Linked DNA regions of Mus musculus: all the other regions are linked to region 1. Evidence: chromatin loops called from intact Hi-C (ENCODE). Cell type or tissue: left cerebral cortex. All regions are shown on one strand. Links, peaks and the distances in the headings refer to the core of each region. The heading gives the core; the rest is flanking DNA.

Evidence for each region. A loop is a pair of places that touch in the nucleus more often than their neighbours do. Peaks named below come from ENCODE experiments on the same cell type or tissue, not always from the same donor. Only the 100,000 strongest peaks of a DNase experiment are listed, where the experiment ranks them.
Region 2: a loop joins it to region 1, with 2.5 times the contacts of the local background. A loop is called at or near these places in 4 of 42 quality-filtered maps.
Region 3: it touches region 1 in a loop (2.2-fold over the local background); 4 of 42 quality-filtered maps call a loop at or near these places.

What each region holds. Positions count from the first base shown.
Region 1 is chr1:193,125,284-193,135,817 of GRCm38, reverse strand. It overlaps Utp25 (UTP25 small subunit processome component), which reads left to right and starts at 5,567. Exons shown (of 12, transcript NM_145415.2): 1 at 5,567-5,774; 2 at 6,288-6,327; 3 at 7,272-7,551. The coding sequence starts at 5,668. In left cerebral cortex, for the core only: a CTCF peak has its summit at 5,493 (motif pointing right); DNase peaks (open chromatin) are centred at 5,203 and 5,515; H3K4me3 peaks cover 1,851 bases; H3K27ac peaks cover 1,280 bases.
Region 2 is chr1:192,910,283-192,920,816 of GRCm38, reverse strand. The region is part of intron 6 of Syt14 (synaptotagmin XIV); the gene reads left to right. Gm39746 (a long non-coding RNA gene) reads left to right here. Exons shown (of 2, transcript XR_865900.2): 2 at 1-5,776. Among named protein-coding and RNA genes, the nearest start is that of Gm39746, 14 kb to the left of the region's middle. In left cerebral cortex, for the core only: CTCF peaks have their summits at 7,592 (motif pointing right) and 8,508 (motif pointing right); a DNase peak (open chromatin) is centred at 9,104.
Region 3 is chr1:192,896,578-192,907,111 of GRCm38, reverse strand. Syt14 (synaptotagmin XIV) reads left to right here. Exons shown (of 8, transcript NM_181546.3): 7 at 5,171-5,360; 8 at 9,492-10,534. The coding sequence ends at 9,805. Among named protein-coding and RNA genes, the nearest start is that of Gm39746, 28 kb to the left of the region's middle. In left cerebral cortex, for the core only: a CTCF peak has its summit at 1,744; no DNase peak of the experiment used is centred there.

The DNA.
Region 1 (10,534 bases), core at 4,317-6,816:
AGCAAGCTCCCAGCACCCAACCATTTGTCTCTGCCCATATCTGGTTTTTATGTCGAAGTTGGGGATTGAGATTCATTCAGGTCCTCGTGTTCTCAGCTCACTAACAGATCTTCCCTGACTGTTCCTCTGTCTCAAGTGTGAGCTCCCTTAGGCCAGGGACTTTATCTTTTGCATAGATTCTCCTGCCTTCCACATATATGCACAGCACAGTGGTGTGAAAACGGTAGTTACTGGGGCTGGAGAGATGGCTCATTGGTTGTGAGCACACGATGCTGCTCTTGCAGAAGATCTGGATTTCGTCCCCAGCACCCACGTGGTGGCAGATAACCAGATAACTCCAGTTCAAGGGGATCAGGCACTCTCTTCTGAACTCCATGGGAGCCAGGCCTGCCTGTGATGCACATGCCTGCATGCAAGCAAAGCACTTCAACACATAAAATAGAATAAATAAATCTATTAAAAATCATGAACCACTCAGCCAACAAATAACTTATGAGTCCAGTGGCAAATATGGAGTGTGGAAGTTATCTAGTATTGAACATGAGATGTGGTTTGTATCTGGAACACTCCAGTCCAGAGCCCTCCATCTCAGTCCCACTGCAGACCTTTTTTTTTTTTTTTAAGAGGAATCAGTTAACAAATGTGGACCAGCGTCACCTTTCCTTCTCTTCTGAGTGTTCCAGCTTGATCATCACCTTAGCTCTTCCTCTTCTGCGAAGCCTCTTGAACCAGCAGGGCCCCGAGTCTCTGTTTTCAGGGGTCTCTGTATACAGGGCCCTGAGCCTCTGTTTTCTGTGTTGCAGTAAGTGATTTCGTTTGCTCTCTTGCTCATTTCATTTTTTGTTGCTGAAAAAGACAGACTACCTGAGAGTGGGCAATCTGTAGCGGAAGGAGTTCGTTTGACACACTGCTGGAGAGGCTGGAGACTGGGAGCGTGAGTCTGACATCAGGCAAGAGCAGGATACGGCTCAAGAGGCAGCTGCGCTCTGCAGTAACTGTGCTTTCACGGTAACTGATCCAGTCCTTCAAGACCAAGAACTCATTCACTCCATGGAGAATGAGCCCAGTTTCCTGAGAGCAGGGTGAATCCCACCATAGAGGGCAGAGTGCTCATGAGCCCAACACATTGAAAGGGCCTCGCAATACCTTTACACTAGAAATCAAATTTAACATGGGTTTTGAGGAACACAAGGCATAGTGAAGCCACAGCAGCCACCCTTGTTTGGCAGCCACTTCCAGATATGTGTGGCTTCCTAGCTTCCTGAATCTCTCCTTAGGCTCCCAGGTATCTGGCCTCTTCCAGGACTTTTATACCTGCAATGCTATTTGGAGACTCTAGGCTAGCATGGGCATCCTGCATGCAAGATCTCTGAGCCCATGGGGATAAAGGGAACACACTTGCTTTCGTAGCTGTGGAGAGCTCTGCCCTCAGGTATTCATGCACCCCATCATTTGTAACCACATCCACACAGTGATCAACACCATTAGTGTGAACATGGTTGTTCACAGTTTACCAACTAACAGTAACATTCTTTCTTACAGTTACCTATAAAAACCTCACTCCATGCATCTTCTGTCCAGTCTCCTCCTTACTTAAGAACTTCTCTGTTCTCTCCTTCAGGCCTGAGTGACTTTATCCTGTGAGTTCCTTTGACCTTTTATGCATCTTTCAGCCTACAACAATGTAATGATTTACAAATGGTTTTATCTCTCAATTTGGGCTTGAGATCTTCCAAAGGAAAGCCTGAGATTTGAGCCTATCAAGCCCTGGATAGGAAGTATTGTGGTGGCAACATCGTAACTCCCTCCTGTTAGATAATCAAATGAGTATCTTGTGCTATGTGTACTTGGGAGTCCTCACCAGAAAACATGGACAGCAGAGTGCAGTTACACAGTCCTACAGCAGAGGGGGCTATGCAAACTTGAAGCCTGTCCTTAACATCAGATAGACAAAATATTTTCCTTTGTAGTCTATATCTACTGGTAGGTTAATGTCCAGAAAGTATATTTATTTAAGGTCACTGACTTTTAAAAAGACAGACCACCTATAGCTTGTTGGGAAGGGCTCTATGTGCCTGTAATCCCAGAACTCAACCAACTGAAACTGGAGGATTTTGAGTTCAAGGACAATGTGAGCTACCTAGGATTCTGTCTCAAGAGATGAAAGTAAAAAGTCCTTATATTGCAGGCTCTGGGTACCTGTTAGGAATAGAAAAGGAGGAAACACAATCTTGTTTTCTTGAGCTAACTCTCCTGGGAAGAAACTCTGCGCAGTGAGTACTGTGAAACCCAATGGCAGCACAGACTGAGACATATAACCTTAAGACCCTATTTATAACCCACACGTCCTTGCTCATGTAGTCGGTGGATGTTTGGTGAATGGCATGATTGATAGATGCTCATCCTAAGAGTAGAGAGCCGAGACTTCTAGCCAGGGCTCCAAGTATGCTCATTTTCCAACACAGAGTGTCCCCTGAGGAGGCTGGTGTGGATCTTATCCTCGCTTTAGCTGTACGCAATGCAGTTGGCAGGAAACAGGTGATCAGCAAATGTTTCTGAGTGAGTAACTGAGGTTATTTCATAATTTTGTGAGTTGATGCCAATAATTTCTGTCAGGACTCTGGAAAGGTAAGATGGGTCTGTGTTTGAAGGACATTTGTATAGTGATTTTGTATGTAGGAAAATGAGTCTTAAAGGACCAGGAGGGCCCATAAATGCATATATATTCACACACACACACACACACACACACACACACACACACACACTTTCCCCATAGTCTTAACAAACTAGGAACTCAGACATCTAAATTGTTCCTTTGATCTTTGATGGCTCGCTCTCTGATGTGCTCTTGTGTTAACATTTTATTTATTGTGTAGTGCTGTGTGTGTGTGTGTATGTGTGTGTACAAGTGGAAGTCCCAGGTCAACATTGGGTGTCTTTCTCAATCATTTTCATCTTACTTTGTGAGTTTGGTTTGGTTTGGTTTGGTTTTTCAAGACAGGGTTTCTCTGTGTAGCCTTGACTGTCCAGAACTCCCTCTGTAGATCATACAGTCTTTTACAAAAGTATACTAAAATATTTACAGATTAAATAATTATTACAATTTGCTTCAAAATTTGTAGGGTGTAGAGCAATAAATGTAAAATGGGTAGCCTTCAGGGAGTAATTGCTGGGGCTGATGGGTAATATCAAGGCTGATGGGTAATTGTGTGAAGCTCATGGGTGTTCCCTGAGGCTCATGGGTAATCCCTGAGGCTCATGGGTAATCCCTGAGGCTGAGTAGCAGGCCTGTGAAGTCTATCATATCTTTTTGTCAAGTTTTTTATTTATTGTATTTGAAAATTTCTGTGGAACTTTTTTCTTTTAAATTATTAAGCCTTCCTGAGTATTCTGAATGCTCTTTTCTTAAAGAATATTCTTGCCCTTTACCCACCTCACTTCAAACAGCCCAGGAACAGTAACTTAAAACCCACTAGCATTTCTTTGTACAGTAACATAGAACTCACTTCCTGAACTACTGTTAACTCTGAAAAGACTTTGAGTTTGAATACATAAAAGGATATCCTAGGGGAGAGAAATGAGTTCTAAGAGTAGAAAGAGAGAAAAAAGGAGGGGAAAAACCTGTCTTTATTAAAACTTCCCAGGTATGTGTGTGGGGGGGGGAGGTCATGTGTATACATGTATGTGCACATGTGTGCTCATAGAGAGCTTCCACAGAGGTATAGAGACAATGGCTAAATTCTTAACCGTCAGGTTATAGTCACATAGGCCCTCCGTCAACCTTATTGAAGGTGACTATCAATACTTTGAAAGAAAGGGACTTCTTTTCCAATAGTCAGCAAGCCAATGCTGAGACTACTTGGATGGAGATAGGGTGAATTTTTGCCTAAAACTGGGAATAGTCTAGATTTGCATGCTGGAAACCACGTGAGAGCAAGAGTCACCTCAAGTGCTGGAACCTTCAGCTTCTGATGAGATCTCTGGAAGAACACGAAACTGCATGTCTGGGGGTGTGGGGTAGGGCCCTTGGGGTGCAGTAAAAGGAGAAAAAAGTATGGCTTTTATTGGTTAGAGCCAGGTTACACGGTCACCAGAGCCATAAAACCTGTGAGGACACTTTGCAAACAGCCTTTTGTTTATCTAAGTGACTATACCTTTCAACTAGACAGAAGACAGATGTCTATTAATGAGTTCCTAGGCCAGGCCAGGTGCTGGCTACCACCCTTTCTGTTTGCATGGCTTTTGATACTTTTTTGCTGGGGGGGGGGGGTTGTCCCCCACCACCACTGGCTTTCCCACTCCCACCCTAATTATTAGTAGTAGATGACCCTGGAACAGAGGGCGGACAGGTGGACCTGAGTAAACCCCTACTCTTCCACAGAAAGATGTTTCGATGTCTCCAGTTGTGCTTTGAGTCTAAGCTGGAGCTAGTACTTTGTTTACATTGAACCTCGGTTAGTTTTGAAGGGAAGTATGTCTTTGTGTGGTGTCAAACAGCCTCACCTATTGCTGTGTGTCCTTGAAATACAGGCCTCAGCTATTTTTGTTCGTTCCTTTGTTTATTTAGAGAAGTTGGGTCTTGTTTTATTTTCCCTGGGTAACATCAAATTCACAGAGATCTGCCAGCCTCTGCTTCCCAAGAGCTGGGATTTAAGGCGTGTGCCACCATGCCCGGCTCAATTTTATTTTTTAAGTAAAGGTCTCTAACACTTCATTCTCTTGCCTCGGCCTCCCGGGGACTGAGATCACAGGTGTGAGTCACCACTAGTTTATTTGCTGTGTGGGTTTGTTTTGCTCAGTGTTAAAGATCAAACCCCAGGATTTGAAAAGTACCTTGGCTAAGCACCCTACATATGAGCGAGCAACGCCCCTGGCCCGTTTAGGCTATTACTCACACTCAGGCTAATACACATCAACTTTAAATGTACAGTTTCACTCGTTTGGGTGATAACACATACAAGATCCTACTTTATCTTGTGTGTTTCTGCTTTTGTTAAAGAAGCAATGTCAGGAGAGGATCACCTCACATACTCCCAGAGACTAATGAATGATCTTTCTTGCTAAGCATCGGTGTCTGCATCTTTCTCAACAGACTGACTCGCTAGATCCGTCTGGACAGTGTGCCGTTAAGTGGGGTGTGCGGGCACCCTTAAGCGATGGTCCTTATTCTTCTGAGTAGCATTCAACCATTTCTGCTAGCATACATTGACATATCAAAGCGAACCACGCGGTTGTGGATTTCGCTTAGTGCTTGAAAACCAGTGCAAGGTCCTGGGTTCAGTTCTTAGCTCCTGGGAGAGGGACAAAGGACCACCAACCTCGTCCTCCTCAATTTTGGAGAAAAAAAAAAAAAAAAAAAAGGTAAAAGATAAGCACAAAGCAAGCCACTCCATCCCGGAAAGACAGCCAGTCCCTGCAGCCCTAGGAGCTGGTGTTCCGATCACGCATGCGTAGACACGCCTATGTGCTAGAGGCGCTCCGGCAGGGGGCAGTATAGCGACCAGAGGGTGTAACGCCTGTCGTACTCTCTGGGCGTAAAGCAGCTTTGCTTTACGGCTCCCGCCTCCGCCGTAAAGCCAGCGTGCCCACGTGCGACAGCGACAACTTGCCACTGGGAACCTTGTGTTTTGTTTGTTTGTTTGTGGCGAGCTTGACGTTTCCGCTATGGGCAAACGCCGGAACCGGGGCCGCAGCCAGATGCTCAGCACCATGACCAAGAAGCAGAAGAAGCACCTCCGCGACTTCGGCGAGGAGCACCCCTTCTACGACAGGTCGGGGTGCGCGGGCCGCCGGGAGGGCTGGTTCCGGCCGAGTTGAGCCGGGTCCGGTCGGTGCAGGACGGGAACCCCGCTGCGGAGGTGCGCTCTGCACCGGGACCTGCTGAGACCGCGGGCCGTGCTGCCTGTCATCCGAGCACGCGCGGGCTCAGGCGCGAAATCGCAGCTTAGCCCAGCCAGGGCCGCGTAAGGGTCTCCAAAAACAGGACGGGAGGTCGGGAGATAAAGTTGGCCCTGAGAGGTGAACCCCGGTGTGCCGTTAAAAGCCAGTTTCTGACTTATCCTTTCTTAAGAGATGTCATTGAGCTCTCTTGTCTGTTACCCTTTTGTCTGCTGATCATCTCTGCCCTTGTGCATGCAGAATTTCATTTTTTACACTGACTGGATATTATCCTGTATTGGACATTTTTTTTTTTTTTGGTATTCATTTAAAGCAGAATCATTATGCCTTTTCGTGATTGTTACGAACTAGCAGCTAAAGTTTAATGTTATCTATTTCTATTTTAGGGTTTCCAAGAAGGAAGCCAAGCCGCAGATTTGTCAGCTGGTAATGCTTTTTTTCTTTATAGTAGTTGGAATTGGGTTGTTACCTTTAAGATTGGGTGTAAACGTAAAGTTTGGTTTGCATCCCCGTGTTTCTCTGTTTTGGGTGTGAGCTGTGATTTTAGTAATGCTACCCAATTGGTTGTAAGTGATGGAGACAGCTGTAGAAATTACCATGTGATGAGAGAGGCTATGGTTGGAAACTACCCCATGACACTGTCTTAAGTTCTGTGGAAGGGGTTCATCAGAGTGCTGGCTCCTTGTGCATGAAAGGCTTCACACAGTATAAAATGGACAAGGGGCCCGGAGACTCAGACAGTGACACTTGCTTGTAATTCTCCTCTTACATCATGCAACATGAAACCTGATGTCTGAGATGTAAGTTAAAACTCATAACCTGAAATTTTGTTTGAAAAGTCAGTTTTCTTTCCACGTGCAGCTGATGTCAATTAGAACCATAGCTTGGTTAACTGTTTTATTTAAGTTTCATGCCCGGCTTGGTTCAAGAGATGAGACTGTAATATTTGCTGAAAAGCTCATAGGGATTTTTGTTTTGTCTGTGAGTTAATGTATATTCATTATACAAAGTAGCGGGTTTCCTAAGGACTTTTCCAGTCAAAATTATCTGATCGTATTCATTTCCTTCCTTTGACTGTTTGTCTTCCATCTCTGCTCATCCCTTTCCTCTTCCCAAATTCTTGTCCTTTTGATTTCATGACTTCTAATTTCTTTTAAATCTAGTTTCCTTGTGCAAGAGAAAATATTACTTGTCTTTAGTCTGACTTATTTTTACTTCCTTATCACCCATTCTATCCATCCCCTTGCATGTGATATAATTTCCTTCTTTGTGGTTGAGGAAATTCCACTAATATGTATTTCTCACATTTTCTTTCTTATTTTTATTTTGACAACAATATATATATATATTAATTTCTCATTTTTCTTTAGCCAGAGAGTTCAGATTCTTCACATTCTGAAAGTGAATCAGAGAGTGAACAAGAGCACGTTTCAGGGTACCACAGACTGCTTGCTACATTAAAGAATGTTTCTGAGGAAGAGGAAGAGGAGGAGGAGGAGGAGGAGGAGGAGGAGGAGGAGGAAGAGGAAGAGGAAGATGACAGTGCTGTAGGTGATGCAGAAATGAATGAGGAAGCTGGCAGTGAGGATGGCAGTGTGGGAGAAGCTGCTGTCTCGGAGGCTGCTGAGGAGGCTGCTGAGACACAGGAACGTAAGTGCCTGGGGCCGGCCTGTCCTCTTCATTCTGTGTTGTGTGGGCTGAGTGAGAGCATGTGGTTCCAAGGCAGAGATTCAGCCTTGTTGGGTTGGGTTAGCTTTTGAGACTCTGATGGGAACACAGGACCCTCTCATCAGGAAAATGCTGTTGGCTTACTCTTTGGGGGACTTGTAACCTCCCGTAAGACCGCTTGGCGTATCAGGGGGACATTATGTGGTCACTGTGACAGCTCAGTTCACTGAAGAGGTTGTTCCGCTTCAGTAAGAGACCAGGTTTGATGGGAGGTAGACATAAAAATACAAACTTTCATGTTGTAGATTTGTTTATATGAAGCAGCTGGAGAGGAGATGAGGCTGCTCTCACTGGGTCCTTAAGGTGACTCTGAGAGGTACTGGGACTGAGAGCCCAGAGAGACTCTGTCTTAGGGCTCAGATGCACCGCTAAGTGATCTTCTGTGCCTGGGAATCACATCCAGGGTCTTGTGTATGTCAGACTGAGCTCGTCTTTTGAGTTACGGTCTTACTGTGTAGACCAGGCTGGCCTTCCGCTTACGATCCGACTTCTGCCCTGGAATACAGGTGTATACCTGTGAAGGAAGGCTTTCCGCCTGTCCCCAGATCTCAAATGACGACTCTGAGACTTAGTTATGAACAAGTGCCTAGACCATAAGCTTGGGCTTGTTCTCCGACAAGCTCATAACTATATGCCCCTCTAGTCTATAACATGCGAGCCACGTGGCTGGTTAGTTACTCCTCAGAGTCCGCTGGTGGAATCACCCTCACCTGAGTAGCTCCCAGAGTTCTTCTCTCTCTACAGAACTCTTACTTCCCGCCTTTTTTACTAGGCCATCATTTTTTTACTGACAAGTGATGCTTCCATACTGTACATAAGAGAATCTTTCTACACACCCCCATGCCTGGCTTTTTTTTTTTTTTTTTTAAATCAGCCTCATTAGAATATGTTTATATGCAAACAGAAGGCAGCCTGGGCTGACCAGGTGGTTCACTGGGTAAAACCTCCTGCTGTAAAAGGTGACAGCTTGAGTTAGAGTTCCGGAACCCACGTAAAGGTGGAAGGCAAGAACCAGATCCGGGTAGGAAAAACTAACTAATAACGAAGTGTACCTAATTTCTATATGCAGTTTGAGCTTTGACAAACATGTACCTTCCATGACCTACAGAGATGCCTATCCTTTTGCTGGCACTGAACTGACTCTGGTCGCTGTAGACTGGCTGTGCCCATTATAGAAATCTGGAAACATGGTTAAACACACAGCCTTTTTGAGACAGGCTCTTACTCTGTAAACCCAGCCTTGAGTTCACTGTGTGGCCCACAGTCATGACCATCCTCCTGCTCCATCCGCCTTCTACCTCCCACCTCTCAGTGCTGGGATTGCAGGTGTGTAGTGCAATGTCTGGCTTGTGTCTATTTTACCTTTGTGCTATTGTTCTTAATAGTTTGCTTTTAATTGCTGGATATATGTGGGTGACTTCTATATCTCACTATCTCAGTCCTGTTATTCTTACAGTCACTTCCTTTTTTGAGAGAGTATCACTATCCCTAACTGGTGGCCTGGCATTTGCTGTATAGGCCAGGCTGGCCTCAAACTCACTTCCCGAGTACTGGGATTTAAGGTGTGCACTACCATTCCTCATTCCTCCTAACATGGTCTCCATATTCCCTCCATTCCTCTGTGATGCTGGGCCTCATACATGCCAGCTACACACTTTCCCACTAAGTTACATCCCAGGCCTTTATTCATTTAGTCATTCTTTCTTTTCTTTCTTTTTCTTTTCTTTTTTTTTGGACAGGGTTTCTCTGTATACCCTTAGCTGTCCTGAAACTCACTCTGTAGACCAGGCTGCCCCCAAACTCAGAAATCCGCCTGCCTCTGCCTCCCAAGTGTTGGGATTAAAGGCATGTGCCACCACTGCCAGGCTTTCTTTTCTTTCCTTTCTTTCCTTTCTTCCTTTCTTCCTTTCTTCCTTTCTTCCTTTCTTCCTTCCTTTCTTTCTTTCTTTCTTTCTTTCTTTCTTTCTCTTTCTCTCTTTCTCTCTTTTCTCTCTTTTCTCTCTTTTCTCTCTTTCTCCCTTTTTTGATTCTAGCTAGGGCCTTGAGCATGATAGGCAAATAAATTTTTTTTAAAGATTTATTTTATATATATGAGTACACTGTAGCTGTCTTCAATTATACCAGAAGAGGGCATCAGTTGGTTATGAACCACCATGCTGGGAATTGAACTCGGCCTCTGGAAGAGCAGTCACAACCGCTGAGTCATCTCTTCAGCCCAGCAAATACTTTTTTTTGTTGTTTGCTGTTTTAAATCTTAACCTGCCCACCACCCCCCCACTCCCCACCTCACCCCCACCCCCCACCCCCCCAAAAAAAGAGCGGGGCATGGTGGCGCATGCCTTTAATCCCAGCACTCAGGAGTCAGAGGCAGGTGGATTTCTGAGTTAGAGGCCAGCCTGGTCTACAAAGTGAGTTCCAGGTCAGCCAGGGCTATACAGAGAAACCCTGTCTTGAAAAACCAAACCAAACCAAAATAAAACAAAACAAAAAAAATCTTAGACCAGCCATGTAGTGGTTTTCCTAGTTAGCTTTACTGGGCTAAAAATCCTTTGCCTTGCTGGGCACAGTGGCACACTTTTAATTTCAGCACATGGAAGGCAGAGGCAGAAGGATGTCTGTGAATTCAAGGCCAGCCTGGTCTCCATAGTAAGTTTTAGAACATTCAGAGTTACATAGTAAGACTCTGTCTTGAAAAACAAAAACAAATAAGCAAAAACTTACGTTGCTATAATTTTTAAATGTTTGGAGGTTCTTAGTGCTGGTTTTCTTTGCATTTAAATTTTTAGAGGAAAATGGTTTTGTTTATTGCATGTTTTAATTATAAACATTTGTCTTATTTACCTCAGAAATGTGAGAAGGGTCATTAGGATATAGCACAGTGGTTGAAATGTGTGCCTAGGATAAA
Region 2 (10,534 bases), core at 7,562-10,061, 220 kb after region 1:
TTTGTTAACATCACCTTACATTCCCAAATACTACTTTGTCATGACAGCTTACTAGTTTTTTAAGGGTTTTTGTGCTATGCATAAAAGATACACGTGTTTATTGTGTTTTTGTTCTGATGCCTTTTTGCCATGCTCTGATAATTTACTCTCAAGGAATGAACTAGAAAATATTGTCTCTTCTTGTGTTTTGGGTTTTTTGAAGTTTTTTTCAATATGTGCTGATATGTTAGTGCAGCTAGAACAAAAGACCAAAAAGCAGGCCCCTTACAGCAGCAACTTTTTTCTTGATAGATGTTTGAAATTATTGTTGGTAGGTGGTGGTTCCACTGGAAATCAGATGTCAGTGCCTACACTGGCCTGTAAATGTGTCACTCTAGTCTGTATTGTATCTTCAGATGGCACTGTCCCTATATATCTCTGTGTCTGTTTTCTTTTCCAACAAGGGTGGCAGCCATATTGGACTAGGAGCTAACTTCTCTAACATTGGCCTCCCTTGGAAACACATCTTCACAAGTCTGCAAAGACTTTCTCACCAGCTATAGCAGATGTTAGGATTTGAATGTTTCTTTGTAGAAAATACATTTACTCTACAATGAATGGAGCTTACCGGTGAAGCCATCTGAAACAGGGTTGACTTACTGGGAAGTTTGATTGCCTCTGGTGTGGCATAGTAATTCAGTTTCTTACTCATGTATTCAGATTCCCTATTTCCTTTTAAGACATTTCAAAGCTTATGTATTTATAGGAATTTTTGCAATCTGTTTGAAGTTGTCTGATTCATTTAATTTCAGGTAATAGCCCTTACTAGCTTTTTTCTCAAGGTCATAATAATGCTCCCTTTTCAAGTAGAAAGAAAAGAGTGTAGTAGTTGTGCTGCTGTCCCTTACTTCCTGGGCCACGCCAGTTAGATGGTTGTCAGTTTTCCTCGTCCTCTCAAAGAATTAGGTTTTATTTTGTTGGATTTTTCTCTGTTGTTCTTAAAATGTCTTTCCGCTCCCATCTTTGTTTAAATTCCTGTTTTATTGCTTTGGGCTTAGTGTAGTAATTTTCTAGTTTTGTTTTGTGTTGCTAGAGAGTTTTGATGATTTGAGAACTGACTTTTTCTTAATAAAGTCACAAATGGCTATAAACTTCTCTGAACTGGTCTTTGCTGCATCTCGTACGGCGTATTTTGGTTTCATTTGTCTCAAAATACTAATTTACTTTAAATTTTACCTTTGAATCGTTATTTAATTTACATGCTTTTAAATTTCCCAAGTTTCCTTCTGTTAATGATTTCTAATTCAATTTAACTGTTTTAGAAAATTTAAGTGAGACCTGTTTTTTGGCCTAACCAGTTGTTTATTCTCATTTACCCACAGAAAGTGTCCCATAAGCCCCTGAAAAGAAGCTTCTGTGCTCTGCAGACAGATGCTACACAGGTGGCACACCGTGCCCAAGTCTACACACACAGGTAGCACACAGTGCCCAAGTCTACACACACAGGTGGCACATAGTGCCCAAGTCTACACAGGTGACACACAGTGCCCAAGTCTACACAGGTGGCACACAGTGCCCAAGTCTACACACACAGGTGGCACACCGTGCCCAAGTCTTCACACACAGGTGGCACACCGTGACCAAGTCTACACACACAGGTGCCACACAGTGCCCAAGTGTACACATACAGGTGGCACACAGTGCCCAAGTCTACACACACAGGTGGCACACCGTGCCCAAGTCTACACACACAGGTGGCACACAGTGCCCAAGTGTACACATACAGGTGGCACACAGTGCCCAAGTCTACACACACAGGTGGCACACAGTGCCCAAGTGTACACATACAGGTGGCACACAGTGCCCAAGTCTACACACACAGGTGGCACACAGTGCCCAAGTCTACATACACAGGTGGCACACCGTGCCCAAGTCTACACAGGTGACACACAGTGCCCAAGTCTACACAGGTGGCACACAGTGCCCAAGTCTACACACACAGGTGGCACACCGTGCCCAAGTCTACACACACAGGTGGCACACAGTGCCCAAGTGTACACATACAGGTGGCACACAGTGCCCAAGTCTACACACACAGGTGGCACACAGTGCCCAAGTCTACACAGGTGACACACAGTGCCCAAGTCTACACAGGTGGCACACAGTGCCCAAGTCTACACACACAGGTGGCACACAGTGCCCAAGTCTACACAGGTGGCACACAGTGCCCAAGTCTACACACACAGGTGGCACACAGTGCCCAAGTCTACACAGGTGACACACAGTGCCCAAGTCTACACAGGTGGCACACAGTGCCCAAGTCTACACACACAGTTGGCACACAGTGCCCAAGTCTACACAGGTGACACACAGTGCCCAAGTCTACACAGGTGGCACACAGTGCCCAAGTCTACACAGGTGACACACAGTGCCCAAGTCTACACAGGTGGCACACAGTGCCCAAGTCTACACACACAGGTGGCACACAGTGCCCAAGTCTACACAGGTGGCACACAGTGCCCAAGTCTACACACACAGGTGGCACACAGTGCCCAAGTCTACACAGGTGACACACAGTGCCCAAGTCTTCTCGTGCCTCTTGCTCTTCCTGTATGGGAAGAAGGAAGCATTGTTGACTTCAACTGTTATTGAAGAATTGTGTCTGTGGTTTTTCAGTTTTGTCAGTTGTTGCTTTTGTTTTTGGACTACATTACTGGGTGACATTTTTATCATTATAAGTTGTTAATCTTTGTCTCATATTAAATTTTCTTAGAATATATTTGGGCTGATACTGACTTAGCCACTCTAGCTCTCTTTTTGTTTATTCTTACATGATACATCTTTTTTACAATCAGTTTTTACTGTCACCTCATTGGTGTATTTAAATCTAACAGAGAACTCCTGTAGCTGTAGTACTATTGTGACATGTTGTCTGACACATGTTCTGCCAGTCCTTAACTTTTGGTTGGGAAGTTTAGTCTATCTACAGCTAATGTGATTGCTGATAACAAAGTCCCATATTACCATTTATTTATTTACTTATTTATTTTGTTTATTTCTTACTCCTTGTTTCTCTGCCTCTCCATTACAGTTTTATTTTGTGTGAGGTATGTTCTAATATGCTGCTTTATTTACCTTTCTACTACTCTGTTTTTCAAGTTATTTTCTTAGTGAGTTTTCTGGGAATTATAATTAACATCTTAATTTAAAATAATCTAATTCAAGTGAGCACCAACCTAATTTCAGGAGTATGTAAAATTTGCTTAGTGTGTGCCTCATCGATTTTCCTTCTCCATTTTTGCTGTTATTATCATACAAATTGCATCTGTATATATTAGAAGTTTATTAACAAATATTTAGATTTATTGCTCTATTCAATGTCTTTTAAATTGGATAGTAAAGAGTTATATTGGTTTTGCATTCCTGCCTTAACAAATTATGTAAAACATAAAATTATTTACCTTGTAAGCTTGAATGACATTAGTCCAAACTTGTCACCCAGGAATAGATTTCTTCTGGGAATTGCAAGAAAGGCTCTTGCTTTGTGTTTTCCTTTTTTGTTTTCTGCTCTTCTTCTTGACTCATGCTCCCTTTCTCCATCTTCTAATCCAACAGCAATGGGATTTTGACCTCACCCTGATTAACTCTGTATCCTGGCTTCTTCTTACAAAGGGAAGGGAGAAGAGGTGTACCTCTTATAAAGATACTAAGCTGACATCTAATGGTCAAGAGCACTCTCCCTTTGAACGGTCTCTCATCAGGTCTACAAAGTTGTTTTTTTTCCATAGAAGGAGGCAGTGCTGAGCTATGGTAGGAGATCAGGAGACCTCTGGCAGAGAAGAAATGGATGAAGAGTCTAAGTTGAGGAGAGGTGTCTTAGTCAGCATTTCTATTCCTGCACAAAAATTATGACCAAGAAGCAACTTGGGAAGGAAAGGGTTTATTCAGCTTACACTTCCACATTGCTGTTCATCACTAAAGGAAGTCAGGACTGGAACTCAAGCAGGACAGGAAGCAGGAGCTGATGCAGAGGCCATAGAGGGATGTTCCTGCCACATGCCCAGCCTGAGCTGCTTTCCCTAACTGCAGAAGAAGATTCCATAACCCCTTTCCTGTATTCTTCTTGACTTTAAAGCCAGAACCAAATGGCTATTGCAAACTAATCTTGGCTTACTGCTGAGAATAGAGGCTGGCCCCCTTCTTGAATCACAATTGTATAAGCTTTAATTTGATGGTGTTTGTTAGATGCAGAAAATTCCTCAGTGCTTTCCTTATTTACAAGTTGGAAGCTTAGCTAAGTGGGCTCTTGCCCAGAGGACACCATTCCCTGTATTCTGTTTCACACCAGGCCTTTCTTTATTCTTCTCATGTCTCAGCACAAGTCTTGACTCCAACTTTAAGTTACCTGGTGCGCTTTTTCCTTGTAAATCTGTGTAAGAGTGATTTCTAATAACCATGCAACCAAGTCAATACTAGGCTGTCTTGAAATCTCCTCTGCCAACAAAATTAATCCAAAGCTCTTCAGTTTAGCCTCAGCCCTACATATTTTTATGATAAGGACAAAAAGGTGCCTATATTCTTTGCCAAAATATCATAATGGTCTCTAACATGGTTGCTAACATTGTTTGCCCTAAAACCTCTTGAGTTGGGCCTCCACAGGCCACATTTACTTAACACTACTTTCCTCCAAGCTCCAGCTGGGATGTCCCATTAAGCCCTGCTTACAGCAATCACTTTCCTAGTCCAAAATCCCAAAGTCTTTCATATTTGTCAAAAAAGAAAAGAAAAAAAGGCAAAACAAAGCAAACAGCATAATTGGGCATTAAGTAGCAATGCCCCACTTCTGGTACCAACTTCTGTCTTTTATTTTATTTTATTTTCCTGTTGTTATGATAAGTCACCATGACCAAAGAAAGAGGGGAAAGAGTTTACTAGAAGTTTATAGTTTCAGAGGGCTTGAGTTCATAACCACCATGGCAGGGAGCATGGCAGCAGGCAGGAAGGCTGGTGCTGAAACTGAGAGCTTACACCTTGATCCACAAGCATGAAGCAAAGAGAAAGACACTAAGAATGGTGGAGGGCTTTTGAAGCCTCCAAGCCTAACCCTGTGACAGCTTCTCCCACACCTCCTAATTCTTCCCAAACAGCTCCACTAACTGGGGACCAAGTATTCAAGTAGATAAGCCAACGAGGCAATTATCATTCAGACCATCACAGATGCGATTCATCAAATTGGAATGTTTCAGTGATTATTTTTTGAAGTGTCTTCTGTACCTTCTGTTCCTTCCTCCCAGAATTCTGATATGTTGTGTTTGATGATGTTTCTCACAGGCCTCTGATGCTTTCTTTTCTTTCTGGTTGATTTTCCTCACTCTAGAAATTTCCTCAGTCTAGAAATTCTCAATTTCCCTTATCATCAAATTCAATGCTGTTCATCTCTCTATTGAATTTCTCATCTCAGTTATACTTTCCAAATCCAGAGTTTTCATTTGGCTTTTTGTTTTTTACAGTCATTTACATCTCTTTATAAATGTTCTCTATGTGCTGAAGTGTACCTCTCATCTTTAGCAACAGTTCCCTTTAGCAATTGGAGCATAATTAAAAAGGTCTTGGAGAGATGGTTCAAAGACTAAAAGTGTGTGGTGTGCTTGTAAAGGATCCAAGTCCAGTTCCTAGTGTCTAGGTTGCTAACAACCGCCTGCTACTGAAGCTCCAGAGGATCCTGGACCCTCTTAGCCTCTGTGGTTACTGCACCAGTGTATACAAATCGACATACATGCACATAGTTTTTTAAAAAGATATTCACAGAAGAAAAATAGAATGTCTGATGGCAGTCTTCTTCTTAAGTCCACTTCTGGCCTTCCATGGTTTCTGCTGCAGTTATGCTGTTTTGTTTTGTTTTTATGTTTTATAACCTTTTCTTGTTTTTAAAAACAAAGTGGAAACTTGAGTGTTATAAAAGACTACATCTATAAATCAGCCCCATCTCCCAGTTTATTGTTGATTTTTTTCCTCATTATTGCCACTTTATGCTTGAAGATATATTAATTCTGTAAAGTATTATCATGTGCAGTTGCTGCACTCTGGTTATATTGGCAGTCAGTTGCTATTCCCTTAAAGTCCTTGAATCATTAATTCTCCCAGTATTTGATGGGCTGCGTGTGTTGTGATCTACCTTCCTATGTCCAGTTTATAACTGCCTTGACTTTCACTTCCTGTATGTACCGAGCCTCAGGGTCAGCTGGAGTTGAGGATTAGGACATCCTAGGTCCTTTCTGGGTGTGTGCATAGCCTTGAAGCTTTTAGGGCTTGTTAAATTATCTCATTTTACAGATTTTCTTTCTCATTCTCTTGAGCCTTCTATTAGCCTCATAGCTACAGCATTTAATAGTTCCAGGAATTATAACCAGCCTTTTTCCTGTTGTGACCACATGGCTCAAACCAATTAAGATGGAGTCTGAGCCTCGATCGTAGAACCTTCCTGGAGTCTGAGCCTCGAGCGTAGAACCTTCCTGGGAGCTGGGAGACAAGCTGGGTCAGGACAGTTCTCTTAAGAGTGCTGCTGGCCATTCCAGCCTGTCCCTCCCTGCCAGTGTCTTCCCAGCTTGAGAGGCTTTCATGTTTGAAGATGGTGAACACGGGGGGGGGGGGGGTTGGCTAAAATTTCAATTCTGTGAACCTCATTGTTCTTATGGCAATTAGTTATTGTCCTTGTGAAAACACTTCTCAGACTGCTAGATTTTGGCTGTCTCTGAGTGCTGTAAAGGTTATTTTAACAGCTTTTATTTTTTTCTGAGACACATGATGCTTGTGTGGAATAGAGTACTTCAAGAAGCGCTTACCTGTTTCTGCATGAAGTGTTTGAGTAGAGAGAGGTGTGTGTCACCATCAAGGCCAGTGTTGTGGAAGTCTGGTGTCCTCACTTGGGCATGGGGATTGGTAAGCGGGGTCAGTAGTAGTCACCCAGTTAGGGAAGATCTGAGGAGATCAGATGCTTCCTAAACTCCTCCCTTCCCCCACTTCCCCCACACATAACAGTGGCAAGCAAGGAGCATAGAATGGGGCAAAGATAGATATGATGCCAATATGTTATGGAAATAACACCATCTGTTGCCTCATATAGTCTTATAACTGGGCAAGATAGTAACAAGGATTTCTATTTCATGATAGCAAGCAGCTAGAATCTCAGAAGGCAAGTGCTCTCAGTGGAAGAACTCCATAATAGATAGAGATGCTCCTAACTTCTTCTCATCTCTCACCAGCAGCTTAAACCTGCTGAAGATTTTGTGATGCATGCATTTGCTTTTTAGGATATTGTCACTGAGGCCTCAAACACACACTCCCCCTGCCTCTGCCTTCCAAATGCTAGGATTGCAGGTATGTGTCACCACACCTGCTTTAAGATATTTTCTAGACACTATACACCATCTTGAAGCATGTGTAGGCCTGCTGAGAACAGGAATTCTAAAGGGTGTACATGCCTGGAAGGCTGTGGTGCACAGCAGTGGAACCAAAGAAAGCACACAGCTGTTCTTAAAATTAAAAGTTTCTGCTAGAGATGAACCCCAGTCCTACCTGGGAAAGAGATGTGCTGGTGTAGATAAAGAGAACAGCAGCATGGTGACCACTAGGGGAAAGCAGGAAAGCCACATGATCTGGGCCTTGTGAGAGTTCATGCCCAGTTCTGAAGCAATGTTTCTATACAGGTCATTGGACACAGAGTCTGAGTGAATGTGTACTCCTCGTGGGATTAACTAATGAAAAGTAGATTTAAATGTGTTTGGTTTACTTTTTCCTTTTCTCCCCTCCCTCCTCTCCCCTCCCCTCCCTCCCCTCCCCTCCCCTCTTCTTTTCTTTTCTTTTCTTTTCTTTTCTTTTCTTTTCTTTTCTTTTCTTTTTGAGATAGGTTTCTCAATGTAGCAGTCATTGGCTATCCTTGAACTTGCTTTGTAGACCAGACTGGCCTCTAACTCACAGAGAGAGTGCTTCTGCCTCCCAAGTGCTGGGATTAGTGGTGAGCGCCACTACCACCCAGTGTGTTTGTTTTTCAAACATGATTCCTAGAGGAAAATCTCCCCACCTCTATTTGGTCAATTATATGAGACTGAAAGAGGATGCCCAAGATAGAGAGCTAATGCATGGAAAATGCTATTCCAACATTTTGAAACACCCAAGGTACTAGTATTCTTCTAACGTGGAGAGCTCAAGATCCAGGTGCTGCCAATTCAGTGGAAGAATTGAGAATTGATCACTGTAGAGTTGGGCCTAAGGATGGTTGAGCTTTCCAGCAGGTGTCAGCATTACTTTAAGCAGCAGCTTTAGGCTTCTGTGGAAGAGGATGGTTAGACTATTCCTTTGTTCTCAACATCCTGGGGTTAGCTTTTACTGTCTTGGAATATGCTATATTCTATCTAGAGTTGCATTCAATATTTTACCGTGTACATTTTTTTATTATGATCGTCTATGAAATTACTTACCTATAATACTAAGAAGCAAAAATTTTTTCCTTCACAGAAGACCCAAGAATTTTAAGGAGACTGGGTCAACAGGGGGCAGCACAATCTTAGGATATTTAAATTTTGGTCATTTGACCATTCAGAAACAAGATATAGATCCTGTGGTAGGGGCATTTTGAAGCATAGAATCCCTTTGTGTAAAATGAAATATGATTTATAACACAAAAAGCAGATAAAGTGATGTTTATTAATATATTACTTTATAGTACTTACATTAAACACTGAAATAAACTGAAAATAACGGACTTGCTTAAAAAAAAATTAAAGAAATCTTTCAGAAAGTGTGATGGCTGCCTTCCCATTTCCAATGAGGACATTGAACCTTAGTCTCTGGTCCCATGCCTGGGAGCCTGCCATTGCACACCTGTGGGTGACACACCTTAGTGTCACCGCACCACTGACAGTTCTGTTCACGGCTTTGGTTTTCGCAGTTCATCTTAGGGGAAACCCTGATTTGCATGGGTGGATTGCAAATGATAACTTCAACTCGTTATTCTGCAGTCTCCAAATATTCTTTCTTTAGGTAAATGGCAGGAGAATGTTTGTTTCATGGTGGCGAGGATAGCATATTGAATCTGTGATACAAACAAATGTTTTGCTGCTTTGTGATATGTGGGCAGGTAGTGTAAGGGCAAAGACAGCAGTAGGTGCAGCTGTTCCACACCCCTCAGGTAAACTGAAGCAGGAGGATGCTAACTGCTCACTAGCATCCCAGTGTGCAGCAGGCAGGCTCAGAAACCTGCCTCCCACATTTACTCACCAGGCACATTGCTCCTTCTCCTCTCATCCACTCATGTCCCATATTGTGCATATCTTCTATTTTAAATAGCTAAAGTCATATTTTAAAAATAAAACCCAGTAGAGTCCAGAAAGTACAGTTATGGGTAATAGCATTATCTAAAACATAAATAATGTTTCTAATAATAAAAATATGCTTATAACACAGATTCAGATAGTTGCATTTAAAACATTCGTTCATAGAAACATTCTGTGCATTTAAAATACACCAACTGGAAGCCAGAGATATGACTTAGCTGCTAACAGCATACAATGCTCGTGCAGGGAACCCAAGTTTGGCTCCCAGCAACCATGTCAGGTGGCTCACAACCACCTATAGTTTCAGCTTAAGGTACCTACATTCACATAGACAGACAGACAGACAGACAATTATAAAACTTTTTAAAATCAGTTTGAAAAGAACAATATGTATAAAAATAATCAGTTGTATCCCGCTATTTAAGTCCAGTGGCCAGTTTGAATAAGCTCACCCTCCATTGTGTCCAGAGGTCACTTCTGGAGGACAGAACTGTACAAATTAGCAGCTCAGCCAGTGTTGCAAATCTAAGAAAGGAAGCTTTTCATTTTTCAGGAATATGGTGGACCAGGAAGTCAAGTCCAGGACCCTAACCTTATAATAAGACCATGTTTTGTCACTCAGTGCTTCCCAGAAGACTCAACCAGTGACCAAGTAGAACCCCCAGTCAGACAGCTCAGTGGATAAAGTGCTGCTCTGCAAGCGTGTGAACTTGAGTTCAGATCCCCAACACTCCTCCAGTGATATGGGAAGTAGAGATAGGAGATAGCCTGGTGTACACAGCAGTGAACAAGAGACGACCTCCTCCTCCTCCTCCTCCTCTTCTTTCTCCTCCTGTTCCTTCTCCTTCTCTTCCTCCTACCTTCCTCTCCTTTTGGTTTCTCAAGACAGAATTTCTCTGTGTAACAGAGCCCTGGCTGTCCTGGACTCTTTGTAGACCAGGCTTGTCTCAAACTCAAGACATCCACCTGCCTCTGCCTTCCAAGTGCTGGGATTAAAGGTGTGTGCCACCCCCAGCCTTCTTTGCTTTTGTATCTACTTTTCTCTCATATATTATCTCAACTAGAGTTTCCCCTCCCTCCCATTCTCCTAGTCCCTTCCTACCATCTCTCCTCTTACCTAGATCCACTCCTTCCCTTCAGAAAAGGGCAGTCCTCCCAGGGATATCAACTAAACATGGCATATCAAGTTGCAATGAGACCTAGACACATCCCCTCATCTTAAG
Region 3 (10,534 bases), core at 356-2,855, 220 kb after region 1:
CTCCGTGCTGCTCTCCACTTCCATGGAGGCCATGCGTTCACCACCTTCTTAAAGGTGGAATGCAGAGTGAACCCTTGGAGGGACAGCCCTGTCTAGGATCTAGGATCTAAGTGATCTGTGTTACACTAAGGCTGACTTGGCTAGAATGTGATCATCGAGGATCTCCACACTCCACACACACACAGCAATAGGTATCCTCTCAGCGATAATATGGCCAGAGAGGTGTTTGTCCCCCCTCAGGCATTCCTGGAGATAGTGTGGCTGGGCTGACAGGCATAAGTTCACATTTTGTTCTAACAGATGCTACTGGTACCACAGCCTAGTGTAACAAATTTAGCAAGTGTGTTCAAGCATGTTTTTGACACCATTTTCAGAAGTGATGATATTGCCTGATTGAAACTAAGATTGTATTTTCTTTTCCAACTGTCAAGAAAACATACTAAATGATATGGAGTTTTACCCATGATTTAGGAATATAAAATATATATTTCTTTTGCCTCCTGTTCTGATTTAGAGGTATATTTGTAAAACAATATTTTATATTCCTGAAGGCTAGATCAATTAGTTAGTTGAAATGTGTGCTCATTCTTCTTTATTGCTTACATAGCCAAGAGTAGATTTAAATGTGAAGATTTATCTAAAAACATTAAAAAGTTTTAAAGTTAAAAAATGTAAATGTATATATATATATATATATATATATATATATATATATATATACACACACACACACACATCTGTATGTAAATATGCCATAGTGCATGTCTGTGTGTGCATGTACACAGCTGTGTGTCATAAGTCATTTTCTCCTGCCACCTTTTAGGGTCCATAAATTAAACTCAGATCACCAAGTTCCCACCCAGGAGCCACTACCTTCTGAGCCATCTCTGGCACTAAAAATCCTTTAATTATGTTGTTTTAATAAGTAGCCTTTCTCTTTTCCTCCTCCCTCCACCCCTTTCTCTTCAACTCTCTCCCTTCCTGTCTTTTTTTTAAAGATTTATTTATTTATTATATGTAAGTACACTGTAGCTGTCGTCAAACACATCAGAAGAGGGCATCAGATCTCTTTACAGATGGTTGTGAGCCACCACGTGTTTGCTGGGATTTGAACTCAGGACCTCTGGAAAAGCAGTCAGTGCTCTTAACCACTGAGCCATCTCTCCAGCCCCTTCCTGTCTTCTTTTATCATGCCATTCATTCTTCCCCTCTTCCATTCCTGTTCTAACCCAGGAGGTCCCTTTGAGAATCTTCAGATAACATTCTGAATGTTTATTCTACCATTGTGTATGTATGTTTGTCTTTTCCTTATATCAAGCAATCAAGCCTTTTTTCTTACGAAAACCCCAGTACGCTTTGAAAAGGGTAAAAAGCAGAAATGATACCACCCATTTGTCACAAATGTATATATACAGGTAAAATAAAAACAAAGCCATTGCCCTGGATCACCCGTCACACCCCTCTAGAGTTAACCATATTTTGCATGTGTATAAATCACTTTCTTCACTGAATTACCACCCACCATACTTCCAGTGGACTAGAGTTAGTTTGCTAGATGTCCTCCGAGTTGTTTGCTTTGGGCTTGTTTTTAGTGCATACAACTATTTTACTGCTGTGAGGTACACCATCAAATGAGCTTACCAAAACCCCATTGTCTGTCCTCCATTTTGGTCGGGGTGAGGAGTGCCTCCCTAGCGTTACTCTTTCTTGTCTCTTGGTGGCACTGCATACATCTCCAGTGAGTATATATGTAGGAGTGGGACTGCAAAAGTGTGGGGGCAGGTATCTCTGACATTTTTTATACTATCTGCTTACACTCCCACCAGAAGAAGACGATGGTTCCCCTTCTCTGTGTCCACACCATACTAGATGTTCTTTTAGCCCATGTGTTTATTGTTCCCTCCAGGTTTGAACTACTGACACTAGGAAACTGTAAAGAACTTTTTGAGATTTTTATTAGAATTATATTTAATCTATTAGATGACAGGAGGAGAACATTGCCAAACAGCTCTCTAACACGTTCAGTGAGCTTCTCTGGTAAACACTTTTCATTTGCTTGGCAATGCTCATGCTTTCTTTAGATGCCTTTCAGGATAGCATTCCACGCATTATGTTCATTCTGGATATTTTATGTTTTAAGCTGCAGTTAATGCTTATGCTTGTTTTCTTTCGTTTGATACAAGATCTTACGATGTAGCCTTGGCTAGTGCAGAACTCACTGTGTAGACCAAGCAAGTCTGAAACCTGAAGTCCTCCTGCTTCAACCTTCTCTGCAGTACTGGAATACGAGCATGAGCCACCATGCCCATGTCTATAAATGCTCCTTTTTACAAATTTTGTTTTCAGGTGTGTTGCTGATGTGTTTGCAATTTTGTTTTTCAAATTTCACCTTTTGTGCAACTGCAGTTCTTCTGTGGATTTGTTCAAATTTCCTTTGTACTTTTGTATATTAGACAGGCTTACCCATTCATCTTACAATGTAAGACTCTGACAAGCCTTAGCTACCAGGGACCCCCTGAGTGAGCCATGTTGAACTGGGGATCGATGCAAAAGCAAGAGGAATTTATTGTTCCAGTGCTCTGGGGTCATCCTGCATCCAAAGGAGAGGTGGTGATTCTGGGAAGCCCATTTGGAGAGTCTTTATAGTTTCCAGGAGTGGAATAGAGCATCAGTAACTAGACACAATATTATTGACAGAACAGTGCACCCTTTAAACTGATTGGTAATGAGGTAGTAGAGGCTTCAGCCTCTCCCTTCCAGCCTACTTGCTCCACCAACCTTTTCCTTCTGGAAGGGGAGGGATCTCATGTTCTGGGGCCGGGTGGAATTTTCCAACAGTCTTTAGTTAGCTGACCTCTTCAACATTATGATGGCTTTAATTTACTTTGTTGGTGTTTATTAAGGCTAGGACCTTCACTGGCTGTGATTTCTAACCTACTGAGTGGTGACAGAAATTAGAAATGGTTAACAGTTTCAAAGGGGAAACAAGTTATGAAAATTTTTGAGACTGGGTCTCATGTATGCCAGGGTGGCCTGGAGCTCACTGTGTAAACAAGAGTGGCCTTGACTTTTTCTCATCTTTCTGCCTCTACCACCTGAGGGCTGAGATTACAGGTATGTGCCACCACATCTAGCTTATGTGGTGCTGGAGACTGAACCTAGTGCCTTGTGTGTGCTCTAGCTCCATCCTCCTCCCCCAACCCCCACATACACTCACACACACACACCCTGTGCAGATCTATTTGTAAAGTGTGGTATGTTGTGCATTGGTGGGTTTGGTTTGTTAACACTTTCTTTAGGAACTGTAAATCTAGATTGATGAATGAGTGAGTCCTGTGTTGTACCCTTTTTATGTCTTTCCTAAGCTTTAACTCTAAGGGTGTGTTAGAGTCATGACACAAGTGGAGTTAAGGATTGTTTCCTCTTTCCTGCCTGAAAGTGTGGGGAGAGGATTATCACCAGTTAAAGTTCACCAGGGAAGCTATCCCAGCTAAAATGTCTTATTTTGTGTTTTTATTTTTAAAAATCTTTTTAACTACAAGTTCAATCTTAAGTAAGATGGTTGCAATATTCTGTTTCTTCTAGTGTCTCTTCCATTAGCTGTCATTCTCTATGAGTGTGTCCATTTCATCCAAATTTCAGATTTGTTGGGAGTTGTTTGTGCTGCTCTCTTATGAACTCATGGTCTGTAGAATACACAATGTGCTCGCTCTCTTATTGGCATTTCCAGAAATTTATCCATTTTTGTTAGTCTTTTCCATTTTAGTTTATTATCTTACTCTCATTACTATTTAGTTTCTCAAGAATCACTTAGAACATATTCAAATATATTATAGGTCTTATATTTCTATTTGGTCAAAAAAATACATTATGGAATTTCCCTCCTCTGAGCTTTGCTGTTACTTCTTGTTACTGTAAGGAAGGCTTCTGCTGTACTGCTGGGCGGCTGTGTTGTGCACTGCTGCACTGCTGGGCGGCTGTGTGGTGTCCTCAGCTTGAGCTCACCTCTATGATGTGTAAGTCTCTCACATCCTCTCCTGCTCATCCACTCAGTCCCTGAGGGAAATGTGCTGCTGTGCCTCCAGAGAGAGTCTGCTTTGCTTTCTGTGTCTTTAGCCCACATTATAAGGTGCACATGAATCTGGGACTTTTCAGTTTCCTAGAAACTGAATGTGTCGTCATTGTTGAGTGTACTTCTTTACCTCCAGTGATAGTCTTGTCTCCAAGGAAACGGACACACAGCTACAACAGTTTTCTTTTTGGTTATTGCATGCCTAGAAAAGTCTACAATTTGTTTGCTTTTCTGCCTCTCTGTTTTAGATATTGCCGTAAAGTGGCAGATAGTTTTGTTTATTTATCTACACGTGCCAATCTTTGTCTTTAAGAATATAGTTGAGATGTTTAATGTAAATAAATTCACATCCATGTTTTGAGATTGATAGTTCTTATAAAACAGTCTTTTAACTTCAGAAAATACCTCATTACCATGTGTAAGCTGAAGAAATTGCTTGAGCTGTTAGGATGGTTCTGTGGGTAGAGATACTTGCTGCCAACACTGATGATCTGAGTTCAATCCCTCGGATCCACATGTTGAAGGGAGAAACCAGCCCTGCTAGCTGTCCCTTAACTTTCACATACACACTGGTCACATGCATTTGTGTGTGCATATATACACACATGCGATAGATAGATAGATAGATAGATAGATAGATAGATAGATAGATAGATAGATAGGCAGATAGGCAGATAGGTAGATAGATATGAATAAAGAGAGTTTTAAAAGAAGTTTCTTTGATTTGTCTACAAATATGTAGGAATATAGAAATTTCTCCATTACTTGACTGAAATGTCTACAGACTATTTGTAATTGAGTGTGTGAGAGCATGTTGTACACCTCCATCCTTGTCTTTCTAGTGACATAACTTCAATACACACAGCATTGCCGTTTTACTGCTTTTGTTTGTTGTAGAGTTTGGTGGTCATGATGTTTGAGACAGAGCTTCTGTAGCTCTGGCTGGCCTGTAGCTTATTGTGTAGACCAGAGAGGGTCCACCTGCCTCTGCCACCTGAGTGCTGGTGATAAAGGTGTGGCCCACCACACCCAGCCAACAATACACTTTATAATCTGTGTTTTGTAAAATACTATAACAATTTCATATTTGCTCTACAGGGCTGTGACTCTCAGGTGAGCTTGTCTGAGGCATCCTGTGGTGACAGTACATCCTCCTGTCAGTCTCTTCAACATGGCTCTGTTCCAGAAATCCTCATTGGGCTCCTTTACAATGCCACCACTGGAAGACTATCAGCAGAAGTGATCAAAGGCAGCCACTTCAAAAACCTGGCAGCAAACAGACCACCCAGTGAGTGAAAAAGAGTTATTTTTATCTTAATGTTTTCGGCACTTAGGGGACTCATATCATTTTAGTCTTAACCAACCACAATGAAACACTGAATCATCAGCCAATCTGTTTCGTGTTTTCTATTTCCAGTCATTTTGGGAAGAGGAAAATGTGAAACCCAAAATATTAATTGTATGGTGACAGGAATTTTAATTTTTCATAGTGTCTGCAGAATAAATTATCCCTATCATAGCCATTATCTTTTAATGCCAGAAGAAGTTACAGGGTTTTTAAAAGTAACTACTATTCACAATATTAACAGAAAAGTATATAGCTTTTGTTAGCTAAAGATTAATGTTTTGTTTTCTGTCTGCGTGCAATACTCTGAACTAATGTAACTACTTCTGTATTTCTTTTATCCTTAACACCTCATGAAGAAAGTAGTTCCTCACAGTTTGTTCTCCTTTGAAATTATAGGAGCTACCGATGTAATTGAGTGGTACAGCATGTGCTTAGTATGTACAGTCCCTGAGTTTTATCACCAGCACCATAAAAAAGGAAAATTTATTATCCTACACAGAACAAACAAATGAAAAACATCGCTCCACAAGCTAGCAAGCCTTTTCCCTCCCTTTCCAGTACAAACAAAATCAGGACAGCGTTTGGCCTAAGTGACTGGGGGTGGTCTGTGGGAGTGAAGCCCATTTGTCTCTCTCTTCTCCTCTTCCATCTCTGTGTAGTGAGGATGAGAGTAAGTTTGGGGAGTGCAGAGAAGTTGTCCCTACTCCACTCCAGAACTGTTGATGGCTGTGAGCCAGACCTAAGTGGGGAACAGAACAATTTCTCTGTATTTCTGTAAATTAAACATGTTCATGACCTGGACTAAAGCTTTGAAAGGAAATTGTAAATAATTAATAGCTTAAATTTGTTTACAGATTTCCCAGAGACTTTCTTAATACACGCTTACTCAGAGTGCTAAGCATAGGGGGAACTTTTCCTATTCTTTATATTAACTTTGCTTTTAAATGCCATAAAATTCATTATCAATGCAGATGAAACATCATAAAAAGATAGTTGATTTGTAGCAAGAAATGTTGGCAAGCTTACTTTATACATCGTAGAATGTGCCTGTCCCTAAATCGAAAATTCTGAAAGGCAAGGCTGGAGAGATGGCTCAGCAGTTAAGAAGCCTAGCTGTTCTTCCAGAGAACTCAGGTTCAATTCCCAGAATCCCAATGATAGCTCACAACCATCTAGAACTGTAGTTCCAGGGAATCCAATGCTTTTTTATGTCCTCTACAGACACCAGATACATGTAGGCAAAACACCAATACACACACACACACACACACACACACACACACACACACACACAAAATGAGATTGTTAAAAAGAAAAATCTAAAGAGAAAAAAAAATCCCTATAGACAAATGGTCTGACCCCACAAGTCTGTTTCTTAATAGGTAGAGTTAAGGTCTTACAGGGTAACTGTGAGAATCAGACCTGAAAAGGGTACATAAAAGTAGAATTAGTACCATCCAGTTTCTCGTTTCAAAGAAAAAAACTGAGTGTGTGAAAGAGCGTTCTGAGAACAAACAGGCTGGAGAGTCTGGCTTGATTGTCTTTATCCAAACACACTGAGAATCTCTCCATGGAGGGCTGGAGAGAACCTGAGTAAGATTTGCAGGTGAAGACAGATGAGCTCATGAGGTCATGACAACCACAGGTGTGCACACCTGACCACAAGTCACAGATGCCAAGACAGTGTCGCACTGCAGCAGGAGGCAGAGCCATGCTTGGGGTCACACTGCAGCAGAAGAGAGAACAGAGCTTGGGGGTCACCTTGGGGCATCAGCTGGAGACAGAAGAGACCTTGGGATCACACTGAGCACCAGCTGGAGACAGGGCAGAGATTGGGGTCACAGTGGGAGTACTGGCTGACTTTAGCTGGCAGCTCAATAATTTTTGACAAATACTTGATTAGACACATATCAAAAAGTAGCAGAGTGAAGTGATATGATGATATGCAAGAGAGAACAAGGAGACAGGATGAAAACGGAGCAAGAGGCAAGGTTACGTGGTAAACATGTGAAGCCTGATGGGCACCTACAGCATGAAAAGAACGGCAGCAGCTGCCATTAGTTTAAAATTAGACCTTCAACCACAGCTTGATTAGTGGTGTTAGCTAGGAAGTCACTAGTATGTAAATAAAGCCAACTTTTAAAATAATGATATGAAGGTAAAGCGTTTATAAATGACATGTAAGATATTTGCAGAATTTAAGACAATTGTACCATCATGTCCTAAATGGAAGATGGTAGCCCTTCATTGACACGTAGGGTCTAAGCTGTAAACTGCTGTAAGCCATATAACCTCAAATTCCCCCCAAGAAACAGGAGCAGTACTCAAAAGCAAGTATTATGATTTACATAACTGAATTCTTGATTCTATTGGAAGTAATCAGAATATTTCAAATCCTAAATATTGCATGGGTAACATTAAAATGTAGCACAATAACTAACAGTGACCCTGTAATGATTGTATTTGATCCTTTATAGCCTGGTAGCTTGCATGATTCTATATGTTCAATGTGCGAAGAAGATACCATTATAAATATATCCCCCTCTGAAAATGGTGTAATTTTTGTTTAAGATTACACAATGATGGTAATTTTTTTTTCATTCCATGAAATTTACAAAACAGCCCTTTGTTCAACCCTCTCCCTGGATTAAAATGCTAAAGTTTTATGTTTTTCCACTCAAGTGCACAGTGTTTCCTCTTTAATTCTGACCTTTGACCCTCTTTCACCCAACGATTGACATCTGGTCATTATTTCTTTTACTGCTTTCCACCCCCTGTTGTCAGATGGACTGTTCTGTTGTCTAAAACACTTGATAGGTGGACAGGTTTATATAATCCGAGGTGAGTTCCTGTAGAGGCTAATTGGATGTTGTCTTTTCATGCAAAAACAAAATGCCCTAAAACTTGCCAGCAGTGAGACTGTCCACCATGTTGGTTTCCAAAACAATGCACATTTTTATCTGTGGTATTTTAAATAAAACTAACTTAGACTTTATCTCTGATTATGGATGATGGTATTCAGAATATCAACAAATAAGCAAAACTTTTTAAAATAAATTTTTTTATTTCTTTGTATTTTGATTTATCATAGAAATACGTATTTCATAAGATCTTTGCAATTATCTTTGAAATTATTTGAAATTTTGATATGAAGTACACATGATGGATCAACATGCTGAGATCATTTGCATGAATCTAACAGACTTGAAAAGTCTATTAAAGTGAGGATATATGTTCCATATCAAAAGGCCTTGAAGTGTTACATTTCACTTTGTACACTTAACATCATATCAGTATTTTTGTAATAGATGAAAATAATTAAAATACAATTTTTAAAATTTTACATTAAATTATGCCTGAAAGAAACCCAATAGTATTTAACTTACTCTCCTCAAACGCACATTAAATGTACTCTTGCATGAAACCAGAAGTAAGTTTTACTTGGTTTGCTAAATGTTGACCCCTTAAGGCATTTAGCTTCATTGGGACCCTTAAATGTTTCGATATATATTTAAAAACCACATCCATGCAGAGATTCTTCTGACATTTCATCTTAAGCTGTTTCAATGTCACCTTTGCATTCTTGTCTCCCTCCTTTCCTCCTCGCCATCTGCCTTCATTTCTGTTTGTTTGTTTATTCCTACTCTCTGAGAACACAGTGGAATGCTGTAGTGTTGTGGCTAATTGAGCTTGCTAAGTGTCTATTAATGCTATGATGTCCCGCTTAGTGGAGTGACTAGGGTGGTGATGGGCAGGGGAGGTTGTGGGAGGGCAGTGAGGGGCGGGAAGGGAAGGAAGGATTATGAGGTATACCTTTAAATTCCATTCCTAGAAAAATAGTGAGGCTAAGCCATTACTACTACCCAAGTATTTCCAGCCTACTTAGCATTCTCTGTACTTATTATATATTTAGTAAGCATTTACATCAAAATTGAGTTAGTTGAGTTTCCATCAAACATGGTATACACCATATCCTTATAAAGTGTAACTACCTTATTTTGGCATTTATCATAAGAAAACTGTCAGTTTGTTTCAAATGATATTTGTGGTGTGTTGGTTTTCTTCCTTCAGATACATATGTTAAGTTAACACTGCTGAATTCCATGGGCCAAGAGATGTCCAAATGCAAGACATCCACCCGCAGAGGGCAGCCAAATCCGGTGTACAAGGAAACTTTTGTTTTTCAAGTGGCCTTGTTTCAGCTTTCTGACGTGACTCTGATACTGTCTGTGTATAACAGGCGGAGCATGAAAAGGAAGGAGATGATAGGCTGGATTTCCTTAGGTCTAAACAGCTCTGGGGAGGAGGAGCTCAGACACTGGACTGCAATGAAGGAGTCGAAGGGACAGCAAGTGTGCAGGTGGCACGCACTGCTGGAGTCCTGAGGAAGTCGGAAGACGGCTGCAAGCCCAGCACTGCCTCAGAGGAGCCGTTCCCTGGAGAGTCCTCTTCAACACCCTACCACAACGCTTCACATCAGCGAGGGACCATCCAGTGCTGCCTGAGGGGAAGGAAGCTTTGCCTCTGGTAGAGCGAGCTCACATGAGAAACCAAGAAACTTGTGTCCTTAATGCTCAGCAGCCCTCCAGAAATTGAATTGCATACTCTTTATTTGAACTTGATTTTCTTAGTGAAAGAGCTAGGAATTCCGTGGAGATTGTGGCTTTAAACCAGAGTTTCCATTGCAGCACTACATATCATCACCCACATGCTGTCCATGAGACATCTCTATGGCCAGTCCTTGGGTGGATCTCAGTGAGCACTCCTGTCTCAAGGTGAAAGCTCACTCACACTAATGATACTTTCATTTCAGATATGCTCTCTCTGTGCCTCAGCCTTCATAGTACTAAGCCAAGTGCAAAATTCCCTGAAGAGTAGTTTAAGGTTGGTTTGTTTGACGTTTGTTTCTTTACCTCCTTTGTTTTTTCTGATCCAAAGAGACCATGTTCTTATGGTCCCTTGCAAACCTTTATGACTGTCCTGCAGAACTTCATAACTTTACGTTCAAGTCCTTTATGTACCATGTGTCCCAGAGTAGAAAATGGTAAGAGCAGAGCTGTCATTTGGAATTGCTTTCAGTGGTCAGTCTTTACAGCTGTGCAATGCAGCAGACA